Linked DNA regions of Homo sapiens: region 1 is linked to region 2. A link is a loop called in an ENCODE intact Hi-C map of the cell type or tissue named here. Cell type or tissue: Calu3. All regions are shown on one strand. Links, peaks and the distances in the headings refer to the core of each region. The heading gives the core; the rest is flanking DNA.

Region 1 (16,033 bases), core at 4,116-12,115, 77 kb before region 2:
AAAGCAAGACTCTGTCTAAAAAAAAAAAAAAAAAAAAAAATAATAATAATAATAATAATAATTTTAGCTTAGGAAGCAGTCTCTGAGCTTTATTTTTCAGTACTTAATCTATATTATCTATTGATTTGCAGGTTCTAGCAGGTCAGCTATTTTATTACATGAATTCTTTTCCATTTTAAAAATCAGCAATGTGAATGGTTTTGACACTACTTGGACTTCCTTGATCTATGTGAACTTTGTTCTTTGGGAATGTCGAGCTGGCAAGGCTCGATTTTAGATCAGCAGAGTGACCTTAGCCCACATAGCAATTATTCCCTGATCATTTGTTGCAAAATGCCACAGCCTTCCATCATTCTGATTTCTCCTGGGCAGAGTAGATGTTCACTCTGGTTACAATGTAAGGAGAATTGGGAAAGCCCTCTTATTTCTTCTCACATAAACTGGCTTCTTAGAAATATTCTCCCAAACAATGCTAGAAATTCCACTGTCATAGAATACTGCTGTGACCCTATGAATGGGGTCCTCTGTATGATGCAGTGCTGCTTTAGTGCAAGGTTCAAGATGTGAGCTGGGAGAACCCACTGTGCGGACTGAAACCTATCCCCAGTCCTATTATATTGGAATTTGAGCTATCACAGGAGTGTGCTATCATCAGGTTCCAAGGTTTAGCAATCTGATCATCTGGGTTACACATTGAACTCTCCCTGTGTTTCTCATGTAGTGTGTAAGAACCTATCAGATTCTCTACTTCTTGTGTAAAGAGTGAAAATCATTGGTGGGACAAACATCGGGAGGATCATGAATAAGTGAATTAGTGGAGGGAGTAGGGAAAGGGAAGGGGCTTGGCAAATAGGGATGAACGCCAGTTTTGGGCTGAAGTAGTTTCATCAAATAAAAGACCAAATAGTGCCATGAAATGGGCCTTGAACTACTTGTCAAAGGCCCAAGAACCTTAGAGAGCTAGTGTCATCTTAAACATGACATTTAATGTTTATCACAATTCCTTCATCTGTAAAATGCAAGGTACTATGCCTGCTCTAACTAGCTCCCTGACTGAGGGTGAAACCTAAATTTGTATTTCTGAAAACTCTCCATAAAACCTACTGTGCTCCAGGAAGGCCTCCCCCGCCAACTTTTTTTTTTTTTCTTAGACAGAGTTTTGCACTTGTCACCCAGGCTGGAGTGCAGTGGTGTGATCTCGGCTCACTGCAACCTCTGCCTCCTGGGTTCAAGAGATTCTCCTGCCCCAGCCACATGAGTAGCTGGGATTACAGGCGCCCACCACCATGCCCAGCTATTTTTTTTTATTTTTAGTAGAGATTGGGGTTTCACCATGTTGGTCAGGCTGGCCTGGAACTCCTGACCTCAGGTGATCCACCTGCCTCAGCCTCCCAAAGTGCTGGGATTACAGGCGTGAGCCACTGCACCTGGCCGGCACTTGTTTTTTATGGTGTTGTAAGCCTGCACAGATTCTGCCTCAAAATTTATTGGGAAAGAAGTTGGGTAAAAAAGAGTACATAGAATTGAATTAATACTTGTGAGCCATATGAAGAAGTAGAAGAGCTTCCACTTGACAATTTTGCCTGGTGGCAGTCCTGGAACTGTTAGTACAGAGCTGACTCCAGTCAACCAAGCTCCTTTGGGCAAATCATGGTACTGGGAAAAGAAGTGGTTGGACATATTGGTCAATGATATGCAATTAACTCTTCAGTTTCTTCTTGGTTACTTCCCTGTTGTGCAATATTCCTGTGGAACCACAAGGTTCTATAGATCAGGGAAGACAATGTTAGCCAAATATAGCCTACTCCACTCATTTTTTTCTCTACATCAATATCCACAGTTAGCTATTTATTGGCGAGATCAATTCATTTTTACATTCTTACAAATAAGTACTTTTTTTTTTAACCAAAGATGAATTAAAGTATGATTCTGAACATCATGGCCTACGTACGTGTGTGTGTGTGTGTGTGTGTGCGTTTTCAATTTCAGTCAACGAAAGTAATCACATGATCAAATAATAAAAAATAGCAATAATATTTTGAGCACATTTTATATTCTAGCTACTATGCCAAGAATTATATGTGTACTATTTTACTTAATTCTAACAGTGAAATAAAGTAGCCATTTGTATTCTCATGCTGAGAAAGTGGGATTTAAGATGATGCCACATGACAAGATCACATAGTCATAAGTAGCAGATCCAGGACCCAAATTCAGCTTTGTCTGATTCCAAATCCCAGGCTCTTATTCGCTTTCCTCTCCTATCTTCACCTAACGGCATCTATTACGAGGAAGGTGTGCTGCTTACTGGAGATAGAAGTATGAACAAAGTAGTATTTCTGTCCTCGATCAAGCTCTTGTGACTTTAAGAATAGTTGGCCTGGCGCGGTGACTCACGCCTGTAATCCAGCACTTTGGGAGGCCGAGGTGGGCAGATCAGGAGGTCAGGAGATCAAGATCATCCTGGGTAGCTGGGATTATAGGCACCCCCCACTATGCCTAGCTAATTTTCGTGTCTTCAGTGGAGACGGGGTTTTACCATGTTGGCCGGGCTGCTCTTGAACTCCTGACGTCAGGTGATTGACCCTCCTTGGCCTCCCAAAGTGCTGGGATTACAGGCATGAGCCACCACGCGGGGCCTGCTTGATTCTATGACCATAGTTTGACATTTATTTCTCTAACTTCGGGTATTACAAATGGCACCTACATTGATTTAGTTCTATCTGTAAATCTGTATTGCAATTAACTTTTTTCTTTAAATCCCATTTTTCAGACTTAAACTCAATTATTTAAGTAGAAAACTTTACATAAAGCCATAAATAAGAAACTAGCTATACCAAATCTATAAAAGGCCAGCAACTCTTACTATAAATAGAAGAAAACCATGAACATAAATGTATTATGAACAAAATAATGTTATTGAATTCTAGCTAGATACTGTGGCCTATAGAAAGTTCTAACTCTGAGGTCTCTTGTCTCTTTTAAAAAGATAAATTAACAAGGCTACAGAAATGTTAAATATTTTTTATACCAAACTGAGCCTGTGTCCTAGATTTAAGAAGGATTAAAAATTCAAATGCAAACAATGTTCTCATTATGTGATTATGTGAAATTCAATATTGCTTAATGCAGTGCCTGGGAGATCAGTCCTGAAGTACCTGTCATCTCACACTTTATCAGTTGTTCATATAGAATATTTTCTAGTATACACTGTACTATTCTTCTAAATTGCCTTAAAAAATAGTAGAATGATGAATCTGATGGGGAAAAAGAGTCTTAGGGCAATCACCACCATTTTCAAATCCTGGAAGATTGACATGTGAGAGAATACTGGTTTATTCTTGTTTGCCCCAGAAAGTGCTACCTAGCACAAACAGTGACATTTTCAAATGCAACTTTTGGCTCATTAAAATATACATATGAGGCTGGGCACGGTGGCTTATGCCTGTAATCCCAGGACTTTGGTAGGCCGAGGTGGGCGGATCACGAGGTCAGGAGATTGACACCATCCTGGCTAACACAGTGAAACCCCATCTCTAGTAAAAATACAAAAAATTAGCCGGGCATGGTGGCAGGTGCCTGTAGTCCCAGCTACCCGGGAGGCTGAGGCAGGAGAATGGCGTGAACCCAGGAGGCGGAACTTGCAGTGAGTGGAGATTGCGCCATTGCACTCCAGCCTTGGTCCTTGGCAGACAGGGTGAGACTCCGTCTCAAAAAGAAAACAACAACAACAACAACAACAAAAACATACATATGAATATTAAAACTAACAAAGGAAATGATCATCACTCAAAGAACTAAACTTTCTGCCTCTGAAAATTAATAGCAGACCATCTTCCAAGAATAATACAAATGATTTCATTGGGGAATTGGAGTGAAATTTAAGATCCTTTAAAATTTAGGATCCTTAAAAATTAAAAAATAAATAAATAAATTAAAAAAAAAAAAAATTAGGATCCTTTTCTTTTTTTCTTTTTTTTTTTTTTTTTTTTTGAGACGGAGTCTCACTCTGTCTGCCCAGGCTGGAGTGCAGTGGTGCCATCTCAGCTCACTGCAAGCTCCACCTCCCGGGTTCACACCATTCTCCTGCCTCAGCCTCCCGAGTAGCTGGGACTACAGTCTCCTGCCACCACGCCCGGCTAATTTTTTTGTATTTTTAGTAGAGATGGGTTTCACTGTGTTAGCCAGGATGGTCTCGATCTCCTGACCTTGTGATGTGCCCGCCTCAGCCTTCCAAAGTGCTGGGATTACAAGCGTGAGCCACCGTGCCTGGCCCTAAGATCCTTTTTAACTCTACAATTTTCTAAGACTCTGTGGTGCTTCTAGAAGCTCAAAGATCACTGAACATTTAAGATCCTATAACTGAGGATCTTACCCCACACTAAGGTTTTCAATCTCAGCACTATTGACATTTTGGACTGAATAACTTTGTGGTGGGAGGCTGTGCTGCTAAACATCTTAGATCCCTGTTTTTTTCTTATTAGATGCCAGTCATAACCCACCCCCCCACCTTCAACTGTTACAACCAAAATTATTTTCAGACATTGCCAAGTGCTCCCTGGGGAGTGTAAGAATTAAATAAAGAGGAGAGAAACACGAAGGGTGGCTCTACAGTCAACAGAGACAGGTTTATTTTAAACAAGCCTGAGAAAGGCTTCTGGCCGAGTTAGGTCAACGCCACACTCTCTTACAGACTGAGTTTTTAAGGATTCAGGGTGGGAGAGTTTATCAGAGGCTGAGACTGCTTCTGTGTCTCTTTGTTGTGCTTATATGGGAGGGAGAGTTGTGTATCTGTTCCCATACATCTGTCTGCAGCTGCAGGCATACCCCCGAGTCTGCTTTTGGCTTCCCTATCTTAGTGCACCTGAAGGAGAAGGAATGTGCTTATTAAGGACCACTGTTTTACTGGGGCCCATTGTATGAGGGTGAAGTTTGGCAGTTACCCAAGAGACTTCCCACCACCTCCCTCTGTGCCCAAGCTGTTTTATCTGTGTTTTACTGTCTGCTCTTTCTGGCGGCTTGTAGTTAGAAGAGAAGTGATTGCCTTGAAACGCATGAGGCTAGAAAGGGAGCTGGAACTTAAAGTGGTGGTGTTTGTCCAAGATGATGGTGCTCCTGCTCTCTCAGGGAGCAGAACCGCTCTTAGTTGAAAATCACTGCCCCAGACCAACTTCTCTGTATGCATCTACTCTTCTTATGAGGCAGGAATCAATATTTCTTGCATACTTCTACTGTTGCACTTAACACATCTAACAATCATCTATTGAGTGTCTACAGCATGCCAGGTACTGCATTAAACGCTGTTTCCATAGCAGTAAAGGAGACAGATCTGCTCCTCACAGAGCCCCATGATGGGTCGATGGAGTATGCAGGAGTTGAAGGGGGAAGAGACACCTGCAGACAGTTTATCACAGCCACATGTGTGCCTGTCGGTTTCTGCCATTATCTTATAAGCTTCTTAAGGATAAGAGTCATGACTTTTTAAAATCTTTCAATTTCTAGGGCTTAACAGAATACCTGGCATATACAAGGCGCTCAACAAATGTTCATAGACTAAATGAATGAGAAAGTAAGAGATTGGGGAAAGGCGAGAACTGGTAACAGCACATTAAACAACAGTGACAACAGCAACATCAATCATATTTAATTGACTAGGGAAAGAGAATAATTTATGTAATTAAGTTTTTATTGCATTTATGAAACATCTGTATCGTTGTATCTTTCCATGCATTTCGTGTTATATTGTTTTTATGGTCATAGTCCATCATCCTAACACATCTAAGAATATCTAAAAATATGGACAAGGCATGGGCTGCTATTCCTCTTTCAAGCACTTTACCTTAAGGTTAGCAAGTAAAAATTTGATGAACAGAAATGATCAAAGTAGGGCTTTTTTTATATGACTTGTTCGAACCAAGCATTTTGGTGTAGTTGGTCAAATGCAGCTTTACTGGATTTTGTAATCAATTTTAGGATGACATGAGGAATGGGTAAAAATTATACACATTAATGATAAAATTGACATTGTTATATTATATGTTCTGGGCCATTAAAATATTTCTCCATTGAAATACATATATCAAAATGTCCCATACTGGGAAATGACCGTAATTAGCTAAAAGGAAGTACATTCCTTATGGCACCAAAATGTTAAATGCCTTTCTTCTAAGTCATGGTGACCACACCTCTAACCTGAATCCATGTAGTCTGTAGTCTGAGATCTAAGGGAAGAGAAGTCTCTAAATAAAAATGGGAAGAGTCATTCCAGGCCAAGTGCAGTAGCTTACACCTGTAATCCCAGGGCTTTGGGAAGTTGAGGCAGGAGGATCACTTGAGGACAAGAGTTCGGGACCAGATTGCATGCAGTATAGGGAGACCCTCGCCTCTAATAAAAAAAAATGCTCCATTATTCATTTCATCTTTTTACCCTTCCTCCTGTGATTCTTAGTGTGAGGGCAGGGAATCTCAGTTTTATATCCTACACAATGCATAGCATCTTACTCATAAGAGGCACAAAATAAGGTTTTGTTTTGAGAGGAAAATGAAAGCATCTTGCAATAACTATTTAACTTACATCATGTATTCTACTATATTTTATCAATATTTATGCGGGTTATATTTCTAATTATATCTGTGCCTATCAGTTAGTTGTAGGTAACTTTTAATCAAAAGCCTGTACCTACCACACCCTAATAAAAACCTGCTGTTTTTGCTGCCCAGCACCCATTCACCTTCTTCTGGACACTATATTCCAAGTTCTCTAGGGAACCCCGCGTTCCCTACCCTGAGTGCCTGTACTTCCTCACCTACCTGCTCCTTAACTAACAGATGGGGCATGAGACCCAGATCAGAGTGTCACATGTCACCTTGCCCCGGCTATAATGCTTTTGTTATTGTTGTTAGGGCTGGGCATATCAGCCTATTGTGGCAAATAAGATGATGAGTTTGGTTTTTGTATTTTTCTGAAACTTTTGGGAAAGGTCGCTTCGCTTTTTCTTCACCTGAATTTGAGAGTATAAAGTCTAGAGCTGTTGTCATCACCTTGTGATCATGAGGAGGGAGACGTCAGAGAATGGAGTCTGTGTGGAAGAGAGAAGGAGAAGGGAAGAGCGGGAAAAGAGGAGGAAAGAGGGCAGAGAGAGAAGTTGGGTGCTGTAGACAGTGATTGAACCTACAACAAAGCTGCGCTGCCAGAAAGAGTGTGACCATAGATTTTTCATTGTTGTTGTTGTTATGCAAAACAATATATTCCCATTCCCATTTAGACTGCAGAGTTTTAGCTGGTTTTTGATTGATTTTGTAATCAATCTTAGGATGACATGAGGAATGGGTAAAAATTATACATATTAATGATAAAATTGATGTTGTCATATTATGTGTTCCGGGCCATTAAAATATTTCTCCATTGAAATAAGTATAGCAAAATGTCCCATATCTGGAAATGACTGTAATTAACTAAAAGGAAGTACATACCTCACGGCACCAAAATGTTAAATGCCATTCTTCTAAGTCATGGTGACCACACCTCTGACCTGAATCCATGTAGTCTGTAGTCTGAGATCTAAGGGAAGCAAAGTCTGTAAATAAAAGTGAGAAGAGTCATTCCAGGCCAAACAGTAGCTTACACCTGTAATCCCAGGGCTTTGGGAAGTCGAGGCAGGAGGATCGCTTGAGGTTTTCTGTCACTTTCAGCCTTGTCTGAACTTACACATGCTCCAAATCCCAATCACATGTTTTTCATTTCATAGCATATTTTGGTAATATGGACACTATGGCAATTTTAATGCTCCATGGGGGAGAATGAGTGATTCTGAACTGGAGTTTTATTATATATAACTTAGCATTAATTTGTCTAATATTAATATTTACTGATTCCCTATTATATGCCATTCCACAAAGAATTCCAAAAACACAAACCACACTTCTAAAAGCAATAACAAAAATTGCTTCTCAGAGATGGTTTCTTCCTTCTTATTAGGGCTGGATTCTTCTCACAACTATAGTTAGTGGGTTTTGCATTTTATATGGAAGAGTGTTACATAAATGGTAAATTTCATTTATATATAATATTAAAAATCATCCCTTTAGAAATATACACAAAGGAAGGAAGTTTTGACACTCATTTATAGTTTTTCAAATAAGTTTAATTTTACCTATTTAAATAATATTGTGAGAATTCCTTAGAATTTTTTTTTCCTTAAAATCATTGTTATGACAATTTAACTTGAGCTTCAGTTGGTTTTTACTTTCTGTATGAAATTTACACCTATCTAAAGAGGCACTAATTGTGTAGCATCTGTAGGGATGATAATGTTTGGCTTTCTGCTAGAGTGGAGTCCAATCTCATTATGGTTTCCAGGAACATGGAGTCTAGGAACATGCATGCAATGACTCTCAGCACCTCGGCTAGCATGCATTGTTAGCTGAGGTAAGCGTCTTTTCACTTTAGATCCACGGTCAGCTCAAACCAGTTAAGCTGCACATTAATAACCTTGGGAAAAACCAATCCTTCTCTGAGATCCCCAGAATGAGAGCCTAATAGGATTCATTTCATGCCCTAGGTCTCAGTTATCAATGTGGCACATTAGAGATGTATAGATTCTTCTATCTCAAAGCAGAAAAGTGGCAAAGTAGCTCCCAAAAATGTGTGAAATCATTTCAGTGGCTTCCCGACTCTACTTCAATATTGATCAACTTGGAGTCCCAGGATGCTTAGGAGGATTGTTCAACAAATTCAAGCTGTTTCTTGAGTCTCTAACTTTTCACAAAGGTTTAACAGAATTTGTCCAACTTGAGATAGGTTGCATGGGCTAAGTAAAATGTTAGACCTGCATTTGATTTGAATTATGTGAACTCGACATGCTAGATAGTTCATGTTCATCAGAAGTTCTGATTGGTAGTTATTTTGGTCTTTGATGAATGAGAAGTGGGGAAATCTTTCATTTAACAGCTTTTATTGAGTTTCTGTCTTGTACTAGTTTTCTTGATACAATGTAAAACTTAAGGTATGTAAGTAGCAGGAATAAGGAAATGAATCCTTGGGAATAAAGAAGTATGGAAACTGGCCGGGTGCGGTAGCTCATACCTGTAATCCTAGCACTTTGGGAGGCTGAGGTGGGCGGATCATGAGGTCAGGAGATCGAGACCATCCTGTTAGCCAGGTGTGGTGGTGGGAACCTGTAGTCCCAGCTACTCGGGAGGCTGAGGCAGGAGAATGGTGTGAACTCGGGAGGCAGAGCTTGCAGTGAGCCGAGATCGTGCCACTGAACTCCAGCCTGGGCAACAGAGCAAGACTCCATCTCAAAAAAAAAAAAGAAGTACGGAACCAGTGATAGCAGGTGACCTTTCATCTTGCAGATGAAGAAACCAAGGCCCAAAGTAGAATGACTTTGCCAAGATATCATTGGCTTGTGACTGAGCTGGAATAGGAACCTATAGATATTGATTGTATGTATTGCTTATCCCTTGATAGTAAAAGTGGAATACCTTTTATTTTATTTATTTATTTATTTATTGAGACGGAGTTTTGCTCTTGTTGCCCAGGCTGGAGTGCAATGGCGCGATCTTGGCTCACTGCAACCTCTGCCTCCTGGGTTCAAGCGATTCTCCTGCCTCAGCCTTCCTGAGTAGCTGGGATTACAGGCATGTGCCACCACTCCTGCATAATTTTGTATGTTTAGTAGAGACAGGGTTTCTCCATGTTGGTCAGGCTGGTCTCGAACTCCCGACCTCAGATGATCCACCTGCCTCGGCCTCCCAAAGTGCTGGAATTACAGGCATGAGCCACTGTACCTGGCTAGAATACCTTTATAATCCATGTTGGAGCATAAATGTACACAAAATAACACAGGTCAAGAATTTTTTTTTTTTTTTTTTGAGGTGGATTTTCCCTCTTGTTGCCCAGGCTGGAGTGCAATGGCGCGATCTCGGCTCACTGCAACCTCCGCCTCCCAGGTTCAAGCGATTCTCCTGCCTCAGCCTCCCGAGTAGCTGGGATTACAGGCATGCACCACCATGCCCGGCTAATTTTGTATTTTTAGTAGAGACAGGGTTTCTCCATGTTGGCCAGCCTGGTCTCGAACTCCTGACCTCAGGTGATACACCTGCCTAGGCCTCCCAAAGTGCTGTGATTACAGGCATGAGCCACCACACCCGGCCCAAGAATATTTGCTTTGAGCTTGCTGTCATGGTAGGAAGCCGGCATCAGCTAAATTTTACTAACGTGCTACCTGATTTGAGGGATCAGCAGTATGAGTAGGTGATGGAAACAGCTGCCTACATACTACTTAAAACCTTCCAGCCAGAAAAATATCTCCCTGCACCTGTCTGGCATAAAACCTAAGTCAAGTTGCAACTCATTCCTCTCGTTCTGTTTTCCCTTTTTCTATAAAATTCAGGTAAAATGTATGCATTTCTCCAAACTTAATTGCTATTCTAAAAAGAAGAGGTAGCTTTCCTCTTCCCTACTTTTCTCATCTACAAACTTCTAGGCTACTATCTTTTGTCTTTTCTATATTTGAACTTTTCTAAACAAACCACAAGGGTGCTAATGGTGATAATATATCTGGATAGTGAGATACGGTATTTTTAAATGTTCAAATCTTATAAAATAAACATATGCCGATTTTTCAAGAGTAATATAGGAGCTATTTAAAAATAATAGACTTCTGGCCAGACGCAGTGGCTCATGTCTGTAATCCCAGCACTTTGGGAGGCTGAGGAGAATGGATCACTTGAGGCCAGAAGTTCGAGACCAGCCTGGTTACCATGGTGAAACCCCATCTCTACTAAAAACACAAACATTACCCGGGTATGGTAGCAGGTGCCTGCAGTCTCAGCTACTGGGAAGGCTGAGGCAGAAGAATCCCTTGAGCCTGGGAGGCAGAGGTTGCAGTGTGCTGAGATGGTGTCAATGCACTCCAGCCTGGGCAACAGAGTGAGACTCTACCTCAAAATACTAATAATATTAACAATAGACTTCTTTAAAACAAGTAATATCAAATAGCATACTAGAGCATTGTTATCAATGTGTCACTTCAGCATCAATTGTTAAGTGCCTTGTATTATATTCGTATCACTTAAGATTTGACATGTAGTATATATAATAATACGACATTCACTAATTATGCTAGGGAAATGTTACAGTAATACTATGAAAGCTATTAATTTCTACTCCTAGAGGTGGCAGAGAGAAAATATATTAGTTCCATATAGGTAAGACAATATCTGTTTCATACAGTCATACCCACAGTGCTTAGCATGGTGCCTATCATAATATAGATGTCCAATAAATATTTGTTAAGTGAACAAACTGTTAAAGAATATTTATAGGGACTAGCACTATATTCTCATAAAAATGGACAAAATATGAATTGAGCCATCTCTCTATTGTCAGTAAATACAGAGGTGGGATACTCACTGGCATAACTACACTATACAGATAAAGTAGTTTTGGGGGGCCGAGGGTGCTGCCTCTATGGATAGGCAAACCTGGGTTCTCACCTAAGAACTGGAAAATGGAGATCATTATGATTTGCTATCCATTAAGGCCTCCCACTCAGAAGAACACACAGTTTTAAAAGGAACGCATTTATCCCATCTCAAATTTTTGGTGTATCTTTTTTTTTTTTTTCTCTAAAGCATAACAAGCTTGTCAGAGTTTCCATGGTGAGCACAGGGCACCATGGAAACTGATAGATTTAGCTACATGAAAAGAATAAATAAAATAGGCAGGCATTTATTTCACTGTACAATGACAACTTCTCTCCTAGATAAGAGAGGAAAAGTGGCCTCTCATTTAAACTGCTTCCCTGCACTCTCTGTACCTCATGAAAACCTGAGTTATTTTCGATAGCCCATTCTACTGACCTACGCTGATTGGATTCCTGTTTTTCTCAAGGCCCATTATTCCCTTTAGTTTTACTGCAGGCTAGATCTGAGTGTCACCAGCAACTGTTGGAAAACCATGTACAATGTGAAAGTTGTAGATGACAGCCCACAGTGCAGTGGCCAAGTGAGTCATGGCAAAACTGAATGAACAATTCCTGGGAGTTTACTGTGATGAGACAATGTATGAGAACAACTGGACTCAAGATCCAAGTCCATCCTATATTAACTGCACAGGCAAGCCAACCTCCCTGAACCCCAGTTTCCCCATCTGTGGAATGTTTAAAATACATCCTCTTCCTATTTTATAGGGTTGTTGAGAGGCTCAAAATTAGATAATAGAGGAGAAAGCCTTTTCAAACAGTCAGGTTCTATCTAGCAAAAAGGACTGACTGACTAAGCTACAGGTATAATTACATTCATGAGATGAGCAAAATGTCAAAGCTAATCATGCTATGGTCTAGGTTTTGGCCTCAGGCAATTGGAGGTTTAGAACACGATGATCCCACCCCAGTAGTTGGGGAATTTGGGGGCTACTTGGCTCCATCTGAAATAGAGAAAATTGAGATTGTAAGAAATGAAGCTTTAAAATTTTTCTCTATGTCTGAACATTCTCATAAAATGTTGGAAAACTAAATAAATGAAATAAAACTCATCCTTAAGTTCTAGTCCCAATGAATTGTTCACCATTAGCAGACACCCACTATAGCCTCTTAATTTTTATGACTAAAATATAGGCACTAGAGCCATCTCCTGCAATTCAATATTCATATAAATCTATTGAGCACCTCCTAGTGACCAGGGACTGTGTTAAGGGGATGGATACACAGAAAGAAAGAGGACATGGTCCTTCAGAAAAACACATCTTCTTTGGGGTATAGATGAGTAATGGAACAATTACAGCACACCCACAAACTCAGGGGAGGAACACTTAACACTCTAGAGCAGAAATGTAAAGATATCCTGGATAAAGGTGAGGGGGGGTTGGGGGTTGGGGGAGTGGGTGGGACAATGAGGCAGACATGGTGTAAGGTGGTAAAAGGGCACCACAGGCAGAGAGAAGAGTGTGAGCAAAGCGGATTCATAGCATATGGGAGAGTGGAGGTAGCCAAGCCTGAAGAAGCAGCCAGGGAATATTCCATGCCAAGGCGGGGCTCTTTTTTTCTGAAGGAAGTGATATGTGGGGGTGGAGCACTAATGATGCTTGGGCTGTATTTTGAGGGTGAATATGAAAGCTCTGTACTCCCTCTTTCCTCCAAACCTCTGTAGCCAGGAGAATATTTCCCTGGGGATACCAGAATGGGAGTCAAAATTGCAGGAGGACCAGCAATTTAAAGGAGTTGCCACCTCCGAGAGTGGAGTCTCACCCTGTTGCCCACGCTGGAGTGCAGTGGTTCAATCCTGGCTCACTGCAATCTCTGCCTCCCGGGTTCAAGCGATTCTCCTGCTTCAGCCTCCCTAGTAGCTGGGACTACAGGTGTGCGCCACCACACTTGGATAATTTTTTATATTTTTGGTAGAGACGGGGTTTCACCATGTTGACTAGGCTGGTCTCGAACTCCTCACCTCAAGTGATCCGCCCTCCTCAGCCTCCCAAAGTGCTGGGATTACAGTCATGAGCCACCATGCCTGGCTGGGAAGCCAAGACTTCTGGCATGTGGCTGAGCCATGCTGCCTGGCAGTATAGCACCCAGGGCTTCTGGATCCTGGGCCCAGGTACCTACAACTTGACTGGGAATGGAAGTGGAACTATGCATTGCTCAAAAGAGCTAAAATTTACCTGAGGAGCACTAATGCCATGTCACCTGGAGGTTCATGGCCAATCCTTCTGCTTAAGACGATTAATTTCTTTAAAAGCATCATAATGATTATTCATCCTATAAACCACATAGTAACAACATTAAAAAAATCAAAACAAAATTCTCTACCTAGCAATTCCATTATCTCAACAGAACAACACACATTGTTTGATGTACCTTTTCAATTCCAGCAAATATGCTTATAGCTTTTCATGGTTTTCATCGTAGCATAGAAGCTGTTTTTTGTTTGTTTGTTTTGTTTTGTTTTTTTGAGACCGAGTCTTGGTCTGTCACCAGGCTGGAATGCAGTGGCGTGATCTCAGCTCACTGCAACCTCCGCCTCCGGGGTTCAAGCAATTTTCCTGCCTCACCCTCCTGAGTAGCTGGGACTACAGGCACGCATCACCACACCCAGCTAATTTTTGTATTTTTAGTAGAGATGGGGTTTCACCATGTTGGCCAGGATAGTCTCAATCTCGACCTCGTGATCCACCCGCCTCGGCCTCCCAAAGTGTTGGGATTACAGGCGTGAGCCATCGTGCCCAGCCAGAAGCCATTTTTGAAAGCTTAACATTGTGGCTATATATTTCTCCTGTTGTTTTTAATAACTGTATAATGTTCTATCAAGTAGATATATTCTAGTTCATAAAACTAGTCTCTATTTTTTTTTTTTGACATTTAGGTTTTCATTAAAACCTAATCATCAAAAAAATTATTAACCGTATCTGTTTTAGGAAAGTAATACATCTGTTGGAAACATCTGATTGAATCCTATCTCAAAAGCCATTTTCTTCACCTTTCTGTCTGAGGTTTTTGTGTATACAAGGGAATGTTTTCAGTGTGCTGGCTGTCGGTACTGCCAGGAGGGAGTGCAGTTGGCAGAATCAGGAGAAAGTGACAAGGAGCAGGGACAAGTGTAATGACCTCAGCTGCAGAGATTCCTAATTCTGGATCCCTGGTAGGGTGATCAACCATCTGTGTGCATGGTTCTGACGGTTTTCCTGAACGGCCTTTCAGTGCTAAAACCAGGAAAGTGCCTGGTAAACCAGGATTTGTTGGTCACCTTAGACATTGGTTATGGGGGAGCTGAAGGAACTGAGAAGGGAACGAATCATTTCTATAAGCCAGCCCTGTGTCTTAAAAGCAGCAATTCAGAGAAAAACTGCTCACACACTGCAATGAAACCCTCACCCTTTATGTAGTTGTCAAAATAGTTATTTGTCTCAGGTTATGGCTCTGCTCACAGAAAAACCATCCATTCATTTATTCAATAAACATGTATGGAACACCGGCATTGTTCTAGGCATAAGACACATTCCCTGCTCCTGTGGTGCTTCTGTTATTGGTGTGTGTATGTGTGTGTGTGTGTGTGTGTGTGTGTGTGTGTGTGTGTGTGTATTGGTGAGAGGGAAACAGGAGTAAACTAAAAAACACAAAATAAAGAAGAATGGACACAATAAATGCAATGGCAGAAACAAGATGGATTAGTGGAGTAGAAACTGCTGGGAGTCCGGTGCCACTTGGTGGTCAGGAAAGGTGACTCCGAAGAGCCTGACATTTGAGACAAATCAGTGGTGAGAAGAGCTGCCAAGTAAAGCGCCACAAGAGGGATTAGGGGCAGAAGGAACAGCACGTTAGAGGGCCCTGAATGGAAGCCAGCTGGGTTTCATGGAGGAACTTAGTGAAGGACCCTGTGGTCATTGTGTAGGGTGGGAACGCTGACCCTAGTTATGACCCAGTCCAAGCTCCATTTTCATAAGTGGGGATGATAAGCACACTGAGGCCCACGTGTCTTGTCCACAGTCTCTTGATTCCCAATTCAGCACCCATGGTACCATTGCTGCCTATTTGACTTGAGAACTTAATTTTCTCCCTTTGTACAACTGGAAGTAAATAAAAGAGATTCATTCATTTTACACGAGAAAAATTGGTATTGGAATTGTTTGCGGACAAACACAAGAACCAAAAACATTAGCCTCAAGGTGAAGAGAGGAACCTTGGCGTCCACAATGACACCCAGTTTAGGGGTCCCCAGAGATGTTCGGTAAGACATGCTTCCAGAACCTTCCAGGTGAGGACCAATACTAATTCTGCAGTCTACATAAACTAAAAATGAAACTGGTCATAAGGTAGGCAGCCCCAGCTGACCTTTCACCTGTGCCTGAACTAATGCAAGTACAGGACCTGAGTGCTACAGGTTGAAGAAGTAAGTGATCCTAGGAGTTGAAGGGTCAGAGGAGCCAGGCTGACACAACTCATAGAAGGTGGAGGAAGCTGATCTTCTGAGCCTCAGCTGTGGTTGATCTTGATAACTCAAAGAGTTAACACAACCAAAACTAACGCAAGGG
Region 2 (16,033 bases), core at 2,941-10,940:
AGTAACATGCCCAGGGTTGCACAGCTAGTAAGAAGAGCTGATTCTGGATTCGGGTTGATGATTCCAAAACTTGTACCCAGCACAGTACCTGGCACATAGCAGGTGCTCAGTAAATACTGTTGGCTGATACACTGATGCCACTGTTTGCTTATGCAAAAGACCTGACCTAATGGGTGACTCTGAAAATAGATACTACAGTCTTCAGAGAAGGCAAAGAGAACCCAGAACTACGACATCTGGGAAGGCTTTATGAAAGGGTCCTTTAAACTGGGCTTTGAAGTAAAGACAAGATGAGGAGAGGACAAACTGTCTTCTAGATAGGGGAAGGACACAGGTATGGGAACAGGAGTGTCAATAGTGGATGCAGGGACCACAGTAGTTTAACTAGAGGAGTGGATTCATCGCCTGGGGGCAGTGGGAGAAGAGGGTAGGCAGATGGGAGGGTTCACATTGTAGAAGAGCTCAAATATGCACCAAAGACTCAAAAAAGGTTCTGAGTCCAGGTGTGAGTGATGTGATGAAAGTGGTATTTTAAGGAAGATTAATCTAATGGCCAGTTATCTAAATGAATTACAGGGGAAGGAGAGAGGCAGAAAGGTTTTTAAAAATCTCTTATGACAGAGATGGAGACACTGTAAAAACAATTACCATTGTCCCATATAGCCTCAGCTTTCTTGCTGAAATAGAATTCTTCCAGCACCTTTGATGAGGACTAGGTTCTAGTGCTGAGAGCTGCTAGTAAGACTGCGTAAAATTCCTCACAGATAATATTGGCATTGTTTCAGTTAAGAATAGTATGGCCAGGCGCGGTGGTTAATGCCTGTAATCCTGGCACTTTCGGAGGCCGAGGCGGGCGGATCATGAGGTCGGGAGATTGAGACCATCCTGGCTAACATGGTGAAACCCTGTCTCTACTAAAAATACAAAAAATTAACCAAGCGTAGTGGTGGGCGCCTGTAGTCCCAGCTACTCAGGAGGCTGAGGCAGGAGAATGACGTGAACCCAGGAGGCAGAGCTTTCAGTGAGCTGAGATTGTGCCACTGCACTCCAGCCTGGGCGACAGAGTGAGACGCCACCTTAAAAAAAAAAAAGAATAGTAGCAGTATGTTGCCTAGATAACCACATGCCTGACACCTTATATATATTATTGCATGTATTCCTCACAACCCTACACATAGCAGAGAACACTGTACATATATAGGTTTAGACCTTAACCAAATAATATCCACCACCTGGAGTAATCAGAGGAATAAGGAATCAGTCCAAATCTTTCCAATTCCAGTGCTCATGTTCTTATCCCTCAGCCATTCTGTGTTTTGTCTAGAAGAGGACCATGATAGAGAGAGGGAGAGAGAGAGATCCAAGGGATGGTGGTAGAGTAGGAGACAGGAGGGAGATTGTAAGTTGGGGTAGAAGAAGCTGAGTGTAGGTATGCCAATGACTAAGAGAGTCTTTCTTTAGGACCTGAGACTGTTTGCTCCTTTACCATGTGATAAAATGAGAGCAAAGATAGTTACATATTTAATGAAAATATAGACACACTGGATAAGCAAAGGGAAAAACTGAATAATAACTTAAAAACACCCAGCCAAGCACAGTGGCTCACGCCTGCAATCCCAGCACTTTGGGAGGCCCAGGCAGGCAGATCACAAGGTCAGGAGATCGAACCATCCTGGCCAACATGGTGAAACACTGTCTCTACTAAAAATACAAAAATTAGCTGGGCACAGTGGTGCGTGCCTGTAATCCAAGCTACTCAGGAGGCTGAAGCAGGAGAATCACTTGAACCAGGGAGTTGGAGGTTGCAGTGAGCCCAGATCACGCCACTGCACTCCAGGCTGGTGACAGAGTGAGACTCCGTCTCAAAAACAAAACAAACAAACAAACAAAAAAACCAAAAAACCCACCTGACAGCCTGAGAATGGGGATGGGGGAGGTAGTGGGTTAAAGTGATGAATAGAAAAACTTTTACTGTTTACTGAATATAGTAGGGAATTTGTGGTGGTTCTTGTTCTTAAGTGGTGTGATGGTGGATGATCTTTTACATTTTCATTTATGTTTTCCATATATGATTTTAATTTAAAAATTACTGTTGAAAGCTTAGAAAAAGTACTGTTTTGGCCGGGCGCGGTGGCTCACGCCTGTAATCCCAGCACTTTGGGAGGCCGAGGCGGGCGGATCACAAGGTCAGGAGATCGAGACCATCTTGGCTAACACGGTGAAACCCCGTCTCTACTAAAAATACAAAAAATTAGCCGGGCGCGGTGGCGGGCGCCTGTAGTCCCAGCTACTCGGGAGGCTGAGGCAGGAGAATGGCATGAACCTGGGAGGCGGAGCTTGCAGTGAGCCGAGATTGCGCCACTGCAATCTGGCCTGGGCTAAACAGCGGGACTCCGTCTCAAAAAAAAAAAAAAAAAGAAAAAGAAAAAGTACTGTTTCAGAAACAAACATGCCTTCATATTCTTTTTGTGTATACTTTACAGATAAATTTGGACAGCGGGCATTTGTGGGCAAAGTTTGCATGGATTTGAATGACACTTTTCCAGAATACAAGGAGACCACTGAGGAATCGATCAAGGAAACTGAGAGGTAAAAGGCCCATTTGTCTTGATTTGTCTTACAGGTGAATTCCTGTGCTGCACTGATGGAGTTAGAGATGGAAAAAGGAAACAGGATACTGTTATCACCCAGTTGGGATGTGCACATAGTGACTCAGAATGTTCTGTTTAATGCAATGGGTCGGTTAGTCTACAGTGAATTTGATCAAACACTCGATAATCATTAATGATTTACAAAGAGCTTTCCTTTGTAGTGCCACACTTGATCCTCATAGAAATCTCCATGAAGCATCTGTCTTTTTATTTATTTTTTATTTATTTTTATTTTTTTTTTTTGAGACGGAGTCTCACTCTGTCATCCAGGCTGGAGTGCAATGGCGTGGTCTCAGCTCACTGCAACCTTCAGCTCACTGCAACCTCTGCCTCCTGGGTTCAAGCGATTCTTCCACCTCAGCCTCCTGAGTAGCTGGGACTATAGGTGCATGCCACCACACTCAGCTAATTTTTGTATTTTTAGTAGAGACGGGGTTTCACTATGTTGGCTGGGCTGGTCTCGAACTCCTGACCTCGTGATCTGCCCGCCTCGGCCTCCCAAAGTGCTGAGATTACAGGCGTGAGCCACCACGCCCAGCCCACATCTGTCTTTTATGATAAGGAAGCTGAGTCTGACATAGGCTAAGAGGCTTGCTCACAGTCATACAGCTTTTAAGTAGTGGAGCCAGAATTCAAAACCAGGGTCTATGACTCTAAATTCAAAGTTCTTTTTTTTTTTTCTTTTCTTTTCTTTTTTTGAGACAGACTGTCACTCTGTCACCCAGGCTGGAGTGCAATGGCGCGATCTCAGCTCACTGAAACCTCCACCTCCTGTGTTCAAGAGATTCTCCTGCCTCAGCCTCCCGAGTAGCTGGGATTACAGGCACGTGCCACCACACCCAGCTAATTTTTGTATTTTTAGTAGAGACGTGGTTTCACCAGGTTGGCCAGGCTGGTCTTGAACTCCTGACCTCAGGTGATCCACCTGCCTTGGCCACCCAAAGCACTGGGATTACAGGCATGAGCCACTGTGCCCGGCTCAAAGTTCTTTCTCTCATGATATAGATCACACCTCATATTCAATGTAAGTAAAGAGAATAAAAGAGAGAGAAACAGAGGGTATGCAAGAATACTTGCTATGGCATGTGTTAATTTAAAAATGATGATGGAAGTGAATAATTATTTGTGAAATAAAATAGTATACAAGAAGTTAGGAAAAATGAGTTATAGTTACAGGTTAATGAAAGACTTTCACTACAAAAGGATTTTTTTAAAAGATACCAAAGTAATATGTGTTTCCATGGTCCAGAACTTAGAGAAACACAAAAAGGTATAAAGAAGAATTTTTTTTTGTAATGAAACCACCAAAAGTTACCATAATAGGGTATCTTTTATTGTTTTCTCAAGGTGGTATATGCATCCTTCACTACTATTTCGTCCTACCTTGGGAACAGGAAAGTTGTTCTGGATGTATGCTGTAATGGCCATAACAGGCTAATATAGGGATCTAGAATATCCCCTCTCCACAAAGGTGACCTGAAAGAACATCTCTGCAAGCTGAAATGCAGGCATACAGGAGGGAAGATGTGGTTCCTTTTTCTGCTTTGGTTCTACATCTGTGCTCCTAGGGAATAGGGCCTCACTCTACTACCTGTAATAAAAGCTCTGAGGATGTTATGTGGTGACACAGGCTAGAGAGAGACCATGGGAGGGACCAAGGCCCACTCTGCTGCTGCTGGACATTGAGCTGGATTCCCAAAGATTGTGGACAGCCTACTTTGGAAAGATTTCCACCTCAAAGAATAGGATACCATATGCAGATAGAATCATAAAAAGTAAAGATGTGCAAGGAAAATGAAAACATGTTTCCACGTAAAGACTTGCAGGTAAATGTTCATAGTGACATCATTTATAGAAGACAAATGCAGAGCAGGTTCACTGCACATAGGTATCAATCCCAGGGGAGGACTCTAAACACCTCACCAATACTGCACACCACTTGCATGAATCTGGTGAGACAGCACACTTATACAACAAGTTAAGCAAAGCAAGTTTATTATGCACAGATAGGTAGCAAGGGACAATAGAAGCCTTGGTGAACTGATCCTCCACGGCTCAGGAAAGTTGCCCAAGAGTCTCATATGTGCATGCCCCACATCACATCATAGCTGAGGGACCCTGTGAGCATGCTCTACCTGTGGTTTTATACCCAGATGAAACTGGTCTCACTGAGCTAAAACATTGCAGAACATCCTGTTCTAGGAGAAATGGGAACAGAACCCAGGCTGTTCTGACCAGTTTCTCCATATCTCAGGGTGGTTGCATTTCCAGCACATTCTACAGTTATTCTGATAACTACAAGTAAGAAAAGGGGAAAAACTGGGTCACCAAGGCCATATGAGAACTTGTCCTGCACCAAATAGTGGAAACAACCAAAATGTTCATAACTGGTGAATGGATAAACAAAATGTGGTATACAATGGAATATTATTCAGCCATAAAAAGGAATGAAGCACTGATACATACTACAACATGGATGGTTTTTAAAAACACTGTGCTAAGACAAAGAAACCAAACACAAAAGGCCACACATTGTATGATTTAATTGATATGAAATGTATAGAAAATGCAAATTCATGGAGACAGAACACCAGCGATTGCCTGGGGCTGGAAGTAGGAAAAACTATTTTTTTTTTTTTTGAGACGGAATCTTGCTTTGTTGCCCAGGCTGGAGTGCAGTGGCACATTCTTGGCTCACTGCAAGCTCTGCCTCACAGGTTCATGCCATTCTCCTGCCTCAGCCTCCCAAGTAGCTGCGACTACAGGCGCCCGCCACCACGCCCAGCTAATTTTTTGTATTTTTAGTAGAGACAGGGTTTCACTGTGTTAGCCAGGATGCTCTCGATCTCCTGACCTCGTGATCCACCCACCTCAGCCTCCCAAAGTGCTGGGATTACAGGTGTGAGCCACCGTGCCCGGCCCAGGAATAGCTATTAACTAAATGGGCCCAAGGAATCTAACTGGGGTGATGAGAATGTTCAAAAACTAGGTTATGATGGTGGTTGTAAAACGCAATAAATCTACTAAAAATCATGGATTTGTGCACTTAAATCAGGTGAATTTTATGGTATGTAAATTATACTTCAATATAAATAGTTTTTAAAAATAGCAGTATGTGGGTGAGATTGTGTTCATGTACATTTGTGTTTTCTAGTTCACATCCACTTTAGATAAGAGTTGAGTAGAAAGTGATTAGATTTTTTTAAAAGGAAGATTTTGTACAGAATAAATAGCTGTGAGCATATTTGCAGAGACTCCAGCTCTCTGTGATTTTCTCCTGTGGTACAGTAGTGCTTCTCTTGATGCTTCTAGCATTCTTCCCCTCACTTTTCTCCCTTAATCACACATTGTTGAAGCCAAAACCAAAAAACGCCTGAGAAGCTCAAGATGTATTAACACACTGCGTCGAATTAAAGTTGAAAGATGATTAATGCACTGAGGCATTCTTCCTATTTGCCAAGGTCACTGTGTGGGTTTGTCCAACTTGAATGTCAATATTATTTTTGTGTAACAAATTATATTTAAAGCCTGCAGGAACTTGCTATAGGAGTCCTAGGGTAAATCCTCTTGTAAAATGAAGTAAATCATTTACCCTCTCCCTACCCTTTATTATAGACCAGGGCTTCTCCTGTAGATTGGATTTGCTTTTAAGTACATATGGCCTGCTCATTAAATTACTTTTGGTTGTGGGTCATACTATGGCTTGAGATTATGAATTTTCATTATGTTCTTTTTCATACAACATTGGGAGATTCTACTGACCATATAAATACTTTTCTTATATTTTAAAATGGCATTTCTATAGTACCTTAAGGATTTGACAAGAAATTGTATTGGTTTATTTATTTATTTTTATTTTCTATTTTTTATTTTTTTTTTAGATGGAGTCTTCTTCTGTAGCCCAGGCTGGAGTGCAGTGGCACGGTCTCAGCTCACTGCAGCCTCCCACTCCCGGGTTTAAACAATTATCATATCTCAGCCTCCCTAGTAGCTCGGATTACAGGCCCCTGCCACCATGCCCAGCTAATTTTTATGTTTTTAGTAGAGATGAGGTTTTGCTACATTGGCCAGGCTGATCTTGAACTCCTGACCTCAAGTGAGCCGCCTGCTTCAGCCTCCCAAAGTGCTGAGATTACAGGCGTGAGCCACTGCACCTGGCCAAAATGTAATTTTATTCTGTTCAACATCTAAGAGATACAGAAGAAAATGCTTTAGATACAAATCTTTGCCAAGACCAAACATATTCTGATGCAGGTTTTAGAAGTTCAGCTTTTTTTCTGTTCCCCAGACCCCTTTCCCCTTAAAAGTGTCCTCTGAAAAGGGAGCAGAGGGGCTGCTTACATGCTCACAGAGAGGAGGAAGTACCCGCCTTCCTTTAGCATCAGCCTATCCCAGCTTATCTATTAATCCATTTTTGTGGTGATAGTAAACCTTAATTCTCATTTTGTTCTGAAACAAAGGAATGCCAGAAGGCAGAAAACTACAGCTGCCTAGGGAGGGCAGAAAGAGCCATTTCATAGTCTTTACAGTTGCCACCATCCCTGCAGGCATAAACTGGTGGGATCACTACCATCCCATTCCCCATGCACCTCACAACCAACTCTCGCCTTTTCCTTCTGCTTTACTCCAAGGTTCATCCCCAAGAGAACTCTACCCTTGTAAATAAATGGTGATGTTGTGGGAACAAGTAGCTTCCACTTTAGGAGAATTCGAAGTAAAGAGCTTCATGGCTTCTAAAAGCCTCCAAGTGCATAGGACTTCATGACTCTAACAACCGTAGAGCATAATATATTGCAACATTTCTCCAAACGGAGCTTGAGCTAGTAGAACAGCTTGAGTGCTGTGGGAATATTTGAGAACAGCCCGACCGATGCTAGATGATAACATTACGTTTCCCTGTGATTTTGCACTCCATCTCTGGCTGCAAGTAAAAAAGCAGAGTAATTACTACTTGTTAATCTTTAATTAGTGGTGGTGGAACATGTGCAGCATTAGAAATGTTTGCATGAAAATCAGGATATGTAAGAATCATGTTTTTATCTTTTTAAAATGTTTATTTGAAAATGGTCGGCCGGTCGCGGTGGTTCACGCCTGTAATCCCAGCACTTTGGGAAGCCGAGGAGGGCGGATCACCAGGTCAGGAGATCAAGACCATCCTGGCTAACACGCTGAAACCCCGTCTCTACTAAAAATACAAAAATTAGCTGGACGTGGTGGCGGGTGCCTGTAGTCCCAGCTACTCGGGAGGCTGAGGCAGGAGAACGGCGTGAACCCGGGAGGCGGAGCTTGCAGTGAGCCGAGATCGCACCACTTCACTCCAGCCTGGGCGACAGAGCCAGACTCTGTCTGAAGAAAAAAATAATAATAAAGAAAAGAAAAAAAGAAAATGCTCAAGTTTTCTAACCCATTTGTTGCTTTATTTCAGATTTGTGTCAGAAATGCTCCAAAAGAACGTGAGTAACTTTGTTCAGAGCTCGCTTTTAGATTGCCTTTGCATTAGCTGTAGGATTCATAAAGTTGCTTGATAGTGATTAGTCTGTGTACGACTGGCTTATCTCATGCATGTAGAAGTATTTACCTAGAGCCTGATGTGTCACTGTGGACTGTCACTGTCAGCTCAGTGAAGTCAGACATTTTTAAAAAATTATCTTAAAATATTTAATTGACAAAAATTGAATCCACTCAAGGTGTACAATGTGATGATTTGATATATTTATACATTGTTTATTGATTATTAGAATCAAATTTGTTAACACATCTATTCCCACACACGCTGTACACTAGATCCTCAGAACTTGTTCATGTTATAACTGAAAATTTGTACCCTTTGACCATCATCTCCCCACATAAGCCAGCAATCCCACTTTTGGGTGTATATCCAAAAGATGCAAAATAAGCATCTTGAAAAGATATCTGCACTTCTATATTCATTGCAGTATCATTCAGAATAGCCAAGATATGGAAACAACTTAAGTGTCTGTAGACAGACAAATAAAGAAAATGCAGTGTATATGTCTATATACAAACACAATGGAATATTATTCAACCATAAAAAGGAAGGAAATCATGCCATTTGTGACAATGTGGATGAACCTACAGCCCATTACAATAAGTGAAATAAGCCAGCCCCAGAAAGACAATACTGCATGATCTCACTTATTTGTGAAATCTAAAAAAAGTCAAACTTATAGAAACAGAGGTCAGGCATTTTTTGCTTTCTTGGGGGCAGCTCTGTACCTAGCCCTCTGTGTTTTGTTTTAAATACATTTTGAAATAATGAAATATTAATGATTTTAGTGGATTTGTTTAGATATCGTTCACATATGTACAAACATCAAACTTGCTTTATTCTTAAAATTGTGTGTACTTTTCTTGGCTCCCAAACCCCATGCCTACATGCAACAGAAAAACTAAATTTCGTCAGGCAGGTAAACTTCGTCTTAAGTTCACTAAGCTTTTAGTTGATCCAATTTTTATTAGGACAATCTCAGTCACTGCTCAGGTTAGAGTTACCGTCTCAGGGTAGGTTTTTCTTCCTCAGTGGTTTTCCTTACCCCCCTCTGGGATCTTCTGATTTCACAGGATTGGTTTCTGGCAAGCAGGGACAGGGCTTGATGGGCGTGGGCTGACTGGTGGCACCTGGAAGTTGGGGACTGCTTGGTGGCCACCTCAACATTGGCTCTGGCCACTTGTGCCCTTGGTCTGCTCTGTAACACAGGCAGTGTCTAGTCCTATGCCCCTGCCACTGGCTGTCTTGGTCCCTATGTGTGTGACACCTCACATGGCCTGCAGGCATGCAGCAGGCACCCCCTATTGTGGTCCCCTGGTGTTGGTGAGCCTGTGGAGACAATGCTGTTTCCTGCCTCCACCCCTAACAGGCTGGCATGTGGCTCTGTCAAGCAATCTCTTAGACTGGCAAGCCTGACCCTTCCCTGATCATCTTTTGGGGCCTGATAGGAAATCATAAGAAATCTCAAAATTTCTTTCCATCTAACTTTGGGAGATTTAGATGAAACTTTGTAGATCCTTATCCTCACTACCCCTCTATGAGTCCTTCTCTCCTGCCTGGCCACTCACCTCAGGTGCCACCAGAGCCAATCCTACAACTGAATAGTGCTCAGGAAGGCTGTAACCAGCACACCTGGACAAGATGTATTCCCAAAATGGAATCGGCTATCACCTCACTTTTAGTCTCCCCAGCACTCTTTTAAAACTTCAGCCTCCACTTTTCTTCATAAAGGCTACCCAGTCTAGCCTTCATCAGAGCCTTAATGTGGTGGCAGAGGAGCATCTGTCATTTGGGATAGGATCTTTTGTTGAACTTGGGTGCTGAAGAAGATACCCTCCTTTATTCTCCACTTTGAGCTGTTTTCATGAAACCCCGTACTTCCACCGACTGTTAGAATGGAGGACTGCTCCCCAAAATGAAGACACAAAATCATCTTGCTGTATGATATGCATTTTGGGGTACCCTTCACATTCATGATATCCATAGTTTCCTTTTTTTGAAAAAACTTTTAAGTTCAGGGGTACATATGCAGGTTTGTTTACACAAGTAAATGTGTGTCATAGGGGTTTGTTGTGCAGATTATTTCATCACCCAGGTATTAAGCCTACTACCCATTAGTTATTTTTCCTGATGCTCTCCCTCCTTCCATCCTCTACCTGCCGATAGGCCCCAGTGTTTGTTGTTCCCCTCTATGGGTCCATGTGTTCTCATCAGTTAGCTCCTACTTATAAGTGAGAACATGCAATATTTGACTTTCCCTTCCTGCGTTAGTTTGCTAAGAATAATGGCCTTCAGCTTCATCCATGTCCCTGCAAATGGCATGATCTCATTCTCTTTTTATGGCTGCATAGTATTCCATGGTGTATATGTACCACATTTTCTTTATCCAGTCTATCATTGATGGGCATTTAGGTTGATTCCATGCCTTTGCTATTGTGAATAGTGCTACAGTGAGTGTATGTGTGCATGTGTCTTTATAACAGAATGATTTATTTCCTTTTGGTATATACCCTGTAATGGGATTGTTGAGTCAAATGGTATTTCTGTCTCTAGGTATTTGCAGAATCACCACATTGTCTTTCACAATGGTTGAAGTAATTTACACTCTTACCAACAGTCTATAAGCATTTCTTTTTCTCCACAACCTCACCAGTATCTGCTATTTTTCTGACTTTTTAATAATATCCATTCTGACTGGTATGAGATGGTATCTTATTACAGTTTTGATTTGTATTTCTCTAATGATCAGTGATGTTGAGCTTTTTTTTCATGTGATTGTTGGCTGCATCAATCATATGTAAAACAGTGAAAAGTGTCTGTTCATGTGCTTTGCCCACTTTTTAATTGGGTTGTTTTTTTCTTATAAATTTGTCTAAGTTCCTTATAGATGCTGGATATTAGACTTTTGTCAGATGCATAGTTTGCAGAAACTTTCTCCCATTCTGTTGGTTGTCTGTTTACTCTGTTGGTGGTTTCACTTGCTGTGCAGAAGCTCTTTAGTTTAATTACATCCCATTTATCAATTTTTACTTTTGTTGCAATTGCTTCTGGTGTCTTTGTCATGAAATCTTTTCCCATGCCTATGTCCTGAATGGTATTGCCTAGGTTGTCTTCCAAGGTTGTTTTTTTGTTGTTGTTTGGTTGGTTTTTTGTTTTTTTTTGAGACTGAGTTTCTCTTTTGTTGTCTAGACTGGAGTGCAATGGTGAGATCTCGGCTCACCACAACCTCCGCCTCCTAGGTTCAAGCAGTTCCCTTGCCTCAGCCTCCCGAGTAGCTGGGATTACAGGCATGCGCCACCACGCCCAGCTAATTTTGTATTTTTTAGCAGAGACAGGGTTTCTCCATGTTGGTCAGGCTGGTCTCGAACTCCCGGCCCTCAGGTGATCCACCTGCCTTGGCCTCTCAAAGTGCTGGGATTACAGGTGTGAGCCACCACACCTGGCCCTTCCAGGGTTTTTATAGTTTTCGGTTTTACATTTATGTCTTTAATCCATCTTGAGTTAATTTTTGTATATGATGTAAGGAAGAGGTATCAATTGTTTTTAATTATCTCCAGTATTCTAGAGTGAAGCCCATAGTGACACCACGTTTTTCCCTCTCCTGCTCTGAGACTTTGATGGGTGAACTGGGCAACATTGCTAAAACCCGTGATTTGCACATTCAGGTGGGTATTCTTCTTCTCTTTATGCCTCTATGCAGACCTGCAAGATTTCTCAGCACCCTTAAATCATCATTTCCAATAATCTGTAGTTGTTTTACTGAGTAATCTGTTTCTTCAACTGAGATATCCTAGAGTCACAGCATAACAGGAGAGAAAGGACCCCTGTAGATATCACCTAATCCAATTCTTTCATTTTGCAGATAAGAAACCTGAAGTTCCTTATACCCTCAATGTTTTCTGATCAGTCTTCTAAAGACAAGAAAATCGTTTTAAGTAGTGGCAAGATCAATAACAGACTGTGATCTGTTCTCTGTAGGATACATTTAATGCATTTATTTCCTACTTCTCTTTCACTTGATACTTTCTCAGTGTGTTCTGTACCTTCATTCTTAGAGAAACCAGCTATTATTTGAAAAGCAAAAAGAGCCTAATTTCCACCTTACAAAATAGCATTTAAAATCCCTTTTGTTCTGAGTTTCTTAATTTAAAATCAGAACAAAAAAGTATACCTTGCTTTGTCATTAAATTGTTGCAATTTAGGAATAAAACACTTTTTTAAAGCTTATATCTGGGTTAAAATTGAGAGTTCCCCTTCTCCCATCCAAGCTTAATTACATACTGTACTAAAATTTCTCCTCTTAGGAGTTGACGGTCTTATAAGAAAGGTCAGATCAGGGCAGAGACAACACATTGATTCTTTACCATTTGTAAATCAGTGTTTTTTTGGTTTTTGTTTCCCAAATCTATTTTCTTAGGAACCATTAACCGCTCTCACCTTCCCTATTATTGTTATTATTATTTGCAGCCTATAATTTTTGAATTTTTAATTCAGTCCCACACATTTCTCTGCTGGAGATAAAATTCAAAACTTACCTGATGTTTCTGCTTTGCAAACAAAATGCTTCTGTCGCCGACAAAATAAAATACACATGAACATTTAAAAATACATGAAAAATAAGATGAGAAGAACACACAACAAAATCAAGTTTATCCTTGCTAGAGAGATGCATGTGGATGTATGCACATTTACTCACATTTATCCAAATGACTCGAATCATCAGATTGTCCTTTCTTCTGTTGCTGTCCATGCATTTCATCGGTGGTCTGGGACTTCCTCAAGGCCAGGGATGGAGTTCATTGTCTGAGTAAAACACGTGTTTTCAGAACATTGCTATTTTTTTCTTTTAAAAATTTAGCTACGCATATTCTAAATGGCATTGCCATTCTTGGAAGTATTAATTATGCCCTCTTAGATTTTGTGGTGCCCTAGAGAAAGGTCTTAGGGGCCTTTTTCAGTGTGGGGGCATAGGACTTATTGTTTTGCTTGCATGTGGATTCTTATGGGCTGTTTCTTGATGACCGTGGAATTTTCTAGCTCAGCTATTTTCAAACTCTTTTTTGGAGAACTCATTCTGGAAACTAACAAAGGGCACAGAATGGAGACAGGGTCCCAGAGTCTCAATCCTGCTGCATCCGGAGGGGCAGTGCTTTTATGCCTTCTATATATTGGGTTTCTGTGAATTTTTATATGAATAATATATTCAGTGCCGAGAGAATTTGGAAAATCACTCATCTAGCCCAACCCTTTTTTTTTTTTTTTTTTGAAAGATGGGAAAATTGCTGTCCAAAGAAAAGAATGACTTTCTCTAGGACACATAGCTGTCAGAACTTGGGCCAAACCCAGCTCTCTTTACTCAAATTCCAGTGTTCATATAAGTGAACCCCACTGTCTGCTTTTTTATGAACACTGAGCTCTTTTCTTAAACGGCCAGTATGGCCAGTCACGGTGGCTCACGCCTGTAATCCCAGCACTTTGAGAGGCTGAGCCCGGCAGATTACTTGAGGTCAGGAGTTTGAGACCAGCCTGGCCAACATGGTGAAACCCCATCTCTACTAAATATACAAAATTAGCCAGGCATGGTGACACATGCCTGTAATCCCAGCTACTCAGGAGGCTAAGACAGGAGACTCACTTGAACCTGGGAGGCAGAGGTTGCAGTGAGTGGAGATTGTGCCACTACACTCCAGCCTGGGCGACAGAGCCAGACCCTATCTCAAAACAAAAGAAAGGCCAGCACCAGAAGAGGCAGGTTGCTAGGGTCCTGACTATCTTCAAGGAGGACTTCATATTTGTTCCAGCTGGAGGTCAGAATTTGAAAAGACTTTGTTGGAAAAATTTGTCTTGATATTATACATACACATACACACCCACACCCACATCCACACACACACACTACATGTTCATAATATTCAGTTTCTTTGTCATATACATTATATTATCTATGATGAATATAATTGTTTCTAACAAAATGCATGTGTAATCTTCATTGCCTTTCTATGTGGTCCCTTAAATAGGCAAGTAGAAAACCATTCACACCATTTTGAGGTAGGAAGTGTAATTTCTAATGGTATTTTACAGAAGAAAAATGAAAATATTATTTTTTTCTTGTAGAGCCATATAAGTGAAAATCGTGATGAAGTTGAAGCTGTGAAAAACTTATACCCCAGTTATAAAAACTACACATCTGTGTATGATAAAAACAATCTTTTGACAAATAAGGTAAGTTTTATATCATGACATAATCTGTTTAAAGGAGGGCATATTTATCTCAATTTTAAAATCTCAATAGTAATCTTCAGATTTCTGATATGAATACATTTCTTTAAAAATTTTTTTTAAAGTTTTAATTTTTGTGGGTACACAGAAAGTTTATATATCTATGGGGTACATGTGTATACATTTCTTAAATTAGAGTAAAGCCTAGTGTGTGTGTGTGTGTGTGTGTGTGTGCGTGTGTGTGTGTGTGTGTAGTTAAAAATGGACCCGAAGTTTCATCTTAGTGAATTAAATGTAAAGGCTTCATTGAAGATGGGAATGTCATTTGGTCCAAGGACATTTTAACAGTATCTATTAGAATGTAAACCTACATTTCTTTGAGTCAGCAGATGCATTTCTAAGAATTCACTCTAAGTAATATGAATAGGGATGCTAATTTTATATTAAAGTTTAAAAATTGTTATCGGTGAGGGATTAAATTACAGAGCATACATAGGATTTTATCCAGCATTCACAAAGAAAGAGGTATGCAGGCTTACAAGGAAGAATGTTTGTGTAATATTATTTGATGTGTATGTACATATGTATAGATGCATGCTTACTTAGAAAAAAACTGTCTGAAAGACACAACTTGAGTATTAAAAATGACTCTTCCTGAGGGACAAACCAGAAGGACTTTCTGCTTTTTATTTTTAAATACTCTGAGAGTGCTTTTAAAAAATGAGTATGCATTACTCCTATAATTAAAATTAATATGTGTGAAGAGACCTCATTACAATAATGTACTACTTGGCCTTGGCCTTCAATGAAATGTACAAACCGCATGGAGAGTTTACCATAGCAAATAATTTCTTAGTGACTGTGTGAATGGAGATATGAATATAACTGATTTAAAAGGTTAATACTTTGCATAAATCATGTAAAAGCTACACCATAGTTTTCATTCTTTATATATTTTCCATATGATTAATAAATTAACCTTCCATTTGCATGTTAATTTTATTTGAACAGAGATTGGGAAAGTTATATTTTAATAATAATTCTGTAGTCACTGGGCCGGGCCTGGTGGCTCATGTCTGTAATCCCAGCACTTTGGGAGGCAGAGGCAGGCAGATCACGAGGTCAGGAGATCGAGACCATCCTGGCTAACACGGTGAAACCCCGTCTCTACTAAAAATACAAAAAAATTAGCCAGGCGTGGTGGCAGGCGCCTGTAGTCCCAGCTACTCGGGAAGCTGAGATAGGAGAATGGCGTGAACCCAGGAGGCGGAGCTTGCAGAGAGTCGAGATTGCGCCACTGCACTCCAGCCTGGGCGACAGAGTGAGACTCTGTCTCAGAAAAATAATAATTCTGTAGTCACTGAACCGTGCCTCTCAAAGGGGAAAGCAAGTTGGGTACAGGTTTTGTACTGAGAGAAAAATAATTTTGAAAGAGTAAAGTCTTATTTAAGAAAATCTACAAATAAATACTACCAACATTAAAAATTTAGAGAGGTCTCATGTGTGTGCAGTGCCTGCTTTCTTGGATCAATTTTACTTTCTGAATTAATGATTATAAGATGTTAAATTTCCTAGTTTTTATGAAAATATAAACGTAGGTGAGTTAAAAGTTTATTTAGTTGAAAATATCAAGGCCATTGGCACTTACATTGAA

Evidence for each region. Hi-C counts contacts between places; a loop is a spot of excess contacts. Peaks named below come from ENCODE experiments on the same cell type or tissue, not always from the same donor. Only the 100,000 strongest peaks of a DNase experiment are listed, where the experiment ranks them.
Region 1: it touches region 2 in a loop (3-fold over the local background); 2 of 110 quality-filtered maps call a loop at or near these places.

Annotation. Positions count from the first base shown.
Region 1 is chr9:72,133,271-72,149,303 of GRCh38, forward strand. It overlaps a transcript of GDA not described here. Among named protein-coding and RNA genes, the nearest start is that of GDA, 8.2 kb to the right of the region's middle. RefSeq lists enhancers at 12,961-14,160, 15,869-16,033. In Calu3, for the core only: no CTCF peak of the experiment used is centred there; a DNase peak (open chromatin) is centred at 7,531.
Region 2 is chr9:72,211,403-72,227,435 of GRCh38, forward strand. It overlaps GDA (guanine deaminase), which reads left to right. Exons shown (of 14, transcript NM_004293.5): 5 at 2,484-2,589; 6 at 8,077-8,104; 7 at 11,718-11,825; 8 at 14,275-14,382. Among named protein-coding and RNA genes, the nearest start is that of GDA, 70 kb to the left of the region's middle. In Calu3, for the core only: no CTCF peak of the experiment used is centred there; no DNase peak of the experiment used is centred there.